Regions from separate parts of the Homo sapiens genome. Here region 2 is linked to region 1. Evidence: read pairs that join two places in POLR2A ChIA-PET (ENCODE). Cell type or tissue: endothelial cell of umbilical vein. All regions are shown on one strand.

Region 1 (2,500 bases):
AAAAATTAATAGGATTTGCAGCACATCAGATACCCTGGGTCCTTCTTATCATTAGAATCACCATTATAAAGAACAAATTTCACACCGTCTTTCAGTGAAACATCTGCATAATTTTAGAAATCACAGCTAAAGAGCAGAGACATTAGTTACATCCATCACATGCAAAAAGGCATTTCCAAGTCACAATACTATGAATATCATTTATGCAATTCAATAAATATTCAACATTTACTTACTAATGTCAGACACTACCACTTTACGCACTAAAAACGCAATGGTGACTGAGACATGGTCCCTACTCTCAAAGAGTTTACAGTCTATCTGTGAAAACAATATAATAAGGTATACAAGATGCTATGAAAGCACAGAGAATGAGGTTCAATACCCTACAAAGAGAGCCAGAGAAAACATCAGAGGCCGGGTGCAGTGGCTCATGCCTATAATCCCAGAACTTTGGGAGGCTGAGATAGGCGGATCACTTGAGGCCAGGGGTTCGAAATCGGCCTGGCCAACATAGCAAAACCCTGTCTCTACAAAAAATACAAAAATTAGCCAGTGTGGTGGTGCATGCTTGTAATCTCAGCTATTTGGGAGGCTGAGTCACAAGAATTGCCTGAACCCAGGAGGTGGAGGCTGCAGTGAGTCGAGTTTGTGCCACCCCACTCTCGCCTGGGCAAAAGAAATGACCCTGTCTCAGAAAAGGAAGAGGGGAGGGAAGAAGAGGGGAAGGGAGAGGGGGGAAGGTGGGGAGGGGAGGGGAAGGAAACATTGGAGAAACTGATGTTGAAGCTGAGATAAGGCAGGAAGGAGGGCATAGTCAGGTTCTGGTGGGAGGTGATGACTGCATAAAAGATGGCTTCTTCTGGCAAAGGAAATGTTGTCAGAGGCACAGCATGCTCAAATTGCCAAGTATTTTGTTAAGAGTTGTCTTTTGCATAAGAAAAGAGACTATACCGGAAAATTAAACTTTACTAGCAAAGCTGCATATATCAAGAGAACAGTGATCTACTTAACCTAGGAGGAAAAAAGGTAAAATATCACAATTTCATCTTGGCCTATTCCCCATATTCCCTATTCAAACACACATTTATTTCCTCATGCTGCAGTGTGTGTCAGGTATGAGAGAGGACTCAGGGCCAAACAAGAGGGACCCAACACTGCCCTCAGGAAACCAATGCAATGAGCAATCAGACAATAGAGTGCTTCTATGGCTACACATGATTCTGAAATGTAGCTCCCTGATTAGAGTTACCACGGAATAAAATACTTAGCTTAAAAGCTACTGTTTTAAGAATTGTCCAGTAGTAAAGAAGAGAGCAACTGTTATTTGACATCAGATATGGTGGTATAACAGGAATTTTAAAAGAAACTTTGACATCCCATACACACAAGCAAGGAATCATGCTTGTATTTTCAAATAAATGCTACTAACTCATGTTTTACAGATTTCAAAGCACTCTTACACACTGTTCACAGCAAGGGAGGCCAAGCAGCTATTTTAATAATTACCTACCACGGGTCAAGCACTGATTGTGTAGTATGGGGCTCTTTGCTGGCAACTTAATATCCATGATCTCATTTCATCCTCACAACAATCATGCCAAGTAACTATTATCTCCCTCTTAAACAAACACGGAACCTGTGGCTCGGAAGGTTTACATAACCTGCCCAAAGACACATGGCTGACAAGTGGTGGAGCCAAAGTTAGTCCCCGTGTCAGTCTGTGAAAACTCCTTTTATCGGGCTGCACAGCTTCAATGTCACCGAGTGTGGCTAGCAAAGGAGCTGAAGAGTGTACAGTGAGCAGAGGAAGCTGAATTAGACTGCAGGTCAGGACTTTGAACTCAGTCTTCTTGCAGCCACACTGAAGCCTCACTGTAACTGTAACCTCAAGGTCCCCACCCCCACCTAAAGTTATCTTGAGCTTTCTAATAATTCAATCCCTCTGGATTCTCTCTAAACCATCTTTCTAAGGATAGTGGGGAAATGGATCACAGAAAAAATCTCTATGCAAAAATTAAAATATTTAACAAGCAACATCAATCACACCCTGCATCCACCACTATCCCTGGTGTCTGATGCTCCTGAGTACATTCCACCCTGAAATCTGCTATTAAAGAACCACAGTAAAAGCTCAAAGCCATGCCAAGGTTCATTTACTTAATCTCATGGAATCCTTACAATAACACTAAAGTCCATACTATTATGCGCAGTTTACAGAGATAAGCAGAAGTTCATCAAGGTTAAATAAGGCACCCAAAGTCACACAACTGTTAAGTGATGCTGCAGTATGATTCCAAAAGCCTAAGCTTTTCCCCTCTACAGCATGGCCTGGATTCCTGCAACAGTCAGATAATGAAAGAAAAATGCCAAAATACTGTGATCTGAATTTGTATATTTGCAGAAATTTTCATATATAATTACTCACCAGTTCTACTATCAGAATTATAGTTTTACTGTGCGGCATTTTGTTAAAGTAAAAAACAAACACATCACTTAA
Region 2 (2,500 bases), 610 kb before region 1:
ATGAAGAATTTGATGTAAATTTGTCATCGGATGCTGCTTTCGGAATCCTGAAAGAACCCCTCACTATCATCCATCCGCTTCTGGGTTGCAGCGACCCCTATGCTCTGACAAGGGTACTACATGAAGTGGAGCCAAGATACGTGGTTCTTTATGACGCAGAGCTAACCTTTGTTCGGCAGCTTGAAATTTACAGGGCGAGTAGGCCTGGGAAACCTCTGAGGCAAGTTATAAAGAATCACAGCTTTCAGTTGCACAGTTCTTTAGGATTTAACCCAGAAACTATACCAGTTGCATGTTAGTTTTCTTTAATATCCGTTACGATGCTGCTTATGTTTATGAAACCTTATTTTGCTTCCTGATGAATCTGGGAAGTTGGATAGGAAGGATGTCAAGTATCACAGCAGAACAACAAACCAAGGGGACTGCTCTTGTTCTCGTTACGTGCTGCTGTGCGTTCTCTCCTTTATTCTTTGGGTATTGGTTTGCATCGTATGGGGTACTGTATCTGAAAAAGTCTGGGAAATGCATAATATTCTAATTTCTAACAAAAGTTAATATAACTGTGACTCGGCTAAGTAATTTTAATCTTCTAAAATATCTTTCCTATAAATTTTAAGAAATGACTCTAAATTACATCCATATAAAACTAAAGTGTTGGGGGAATTACTGTACCAGGTTTTCTTGAGTTTCAAGATATATCAGATGAAACATCTACAGAAATATCAGATGAGAAAATGATGCCTCCCAAAGAAGATAGTGTTCTGGCTTTCCAATTATCTGAGGGGAAATAAACAGCAAAATTAATATCCTGAACTCAGTCTGAACCAAAAACGGAGCCAAAAGAAACCTTCCCCTAGCATTTTAACTAACACAGCCTTTCAGAGTAGAGATGAATGGAGGAGCTGGATCAGAAATAATGCAGGATGAAGAGATTAGATGAGGCTGGTAAAATAATTATAGGCTGGTAAATTTTTTGTACCGTGCTGTTGATCAACTTTGTAGATAGCTTATGTACACCAAGCTTCTTTCTTGCCTGAGAACAGAATAGTGTGGTATTTGGGAGCAAAATGTTAGAATCAGAAGGGACCTGGGAGTTCAACCACTTACTCTATCAACGGGAAACTGAGGCCCAGAAATGGTGACTGAGTTGGCCTTGGCCACATGACACATCCGTGGGAGAGCTGAGTCTCTTGACTCATCACCCAATGATCTTTTCTCTGTTTACACTTCAAAGAATTATCATCTAGGAAGATAACAGCTAAAAGAAAAACCAAGGCTCAAAAAGGAAAATAGCTTTGACTGAAGGTGAAGCAAAGGGACAGAGGAGGTGCTTAATTCAGCTCTCTTAGCAACAAACAAGATGGAAAAGCAGGCCTTTTTTTTTTTTCCTTTTTTTTTTTTTCTTTGAGGCAGTGTCTTGCCCAGATGCCCAGACTGGAGTGCAGTGTTGCAATCATGGCTCACTGCAGCCTCAACACCTCCCCCTTTCCCTGACTCACGTGATTCTCCCACATCAGCCCCAAGTGGCTGGGACTACAGGCATGTGCCACCATGCTCAACTAATTTTTTTTTTTTTTTTGTAGAGATGGGGTCTCAGTATATTACCCAGGCTGATCTTCTGAGCTCAAATGATCCTCCCACCTCAGCCCCCCAAAGTGCTGGGATTACAGGTGTGAGCCACCGTGCCCAGCCTAAAAACCAGGACTTTTCTAAGAGAAAGTAGATCAAATTATTCTTTGAGATGCCTGATGTAATCCATACGTCTTCCATGCCCATGTATTTATATAAAATGTGTGACCGCTGTATTCTGTTAAGACATGAATTAAAAAAAACGTTCATAGGCTGGTTTTCATAACTACTGTCCAACTTTTTAAATGATTGTTTGGCTGAGGTACAAAGAAAGAATTGGAGAAGCCTCTAAAATTTGTGTGTTTTTCTGTTTGTTTATAGTTATGAGGAGAGAATTATTCTATCCCTCTAGTTATATTTCAGTGTTTACCTAAACTCGTTTCTTCCTTTTGGCAAAAGAAAATAAAAAATGCCCTGTGTGGTAACGAGACCTTTAACAGGTGGGGTTTAGGCAGCTTAATTTGAGCTAGTGTGTGATAAATGAAACCTTTGATTCTTAGTCAAATATTTGTTATTTGAGCGCTCTAGGTTGCTGATTTCACATGTTCTGCTGTTCCTTTCAGGGATTAAAAATGCTGTTTTTCCAACCTAAAAGTTCTGTCTTAACATGCAGGGTTTACTTTCTTATATACGGAGGTTCAACTGAGGAACAACGCTATCTCACTGCTTTGCGGAAAGAAAAGGAAGCTTTTGAAAAACTCATAAGGTAATACATAGAAAATCAGTATGAAAGCCCCAACTACATTGGAAACCTCTGGATGGGGGAATATCAGATAGTCCTGCTCAGGAAGGATAGGGCAAGGAAGACGTTGGAGAGGATCACATTGAGATAAACCTGTGGTCTGAATTGTCCTCCAGTGTAGATCTCAGC

The links. Peaks named below come from ENCODE experiments on the same cell type or tissue, not always from the same donor. Only the 100,000 strongest peaks of a DNase experiment are listed, where the experiment ranks them.
Region 2: POLR2A ChIA-PET joins it to region 1 with 6 read pairs; 3 of 35 experiments call an interaction of 5 or more read pairs at or near these places.

What each region holds. Positions count from the first base shown.
Region 1 is chr16:14,548,258-14,550,757 of GRCh38, forward strand. The region is part of intron 21 of PARN (poly(A)-specific ribonuclease); the gene reads right to left. LOC107984865 (a long non-coding RNA gene) reads right to left here. Exons shown (of 2, transcript XR_001752089.3): 1 at 1-2,500. Among named protein-coding and RNA genes, the nearest start is that of PARN, 81 kb to the right of the region's middle. In endothelial cell of umbilical vein, no CTCF peak of the experiment used is centred here; a DNase peak (open chromatin) is centred at 1,184; H3K27ac peaks cover 296 bases.
Region 2 is chr16:13,935,524-13,938,023 of GRCh38, forward strand. ERCC4 (ERCC excision repair 4, endonuclease catalytic subunit) reads left to right here. Exons shown (of 11, transcript NM_005236.3): 8 at 1-220; 9 at 2,243-2,335. Among named protein-coding and RNA genes, the nearest start is that of ERCC4, 17 kb to the left of the region's middle. In endothelial cell of umbilical vein, a CTCF peak has its summit at 83; no DNase peak of the experiment used is centred here.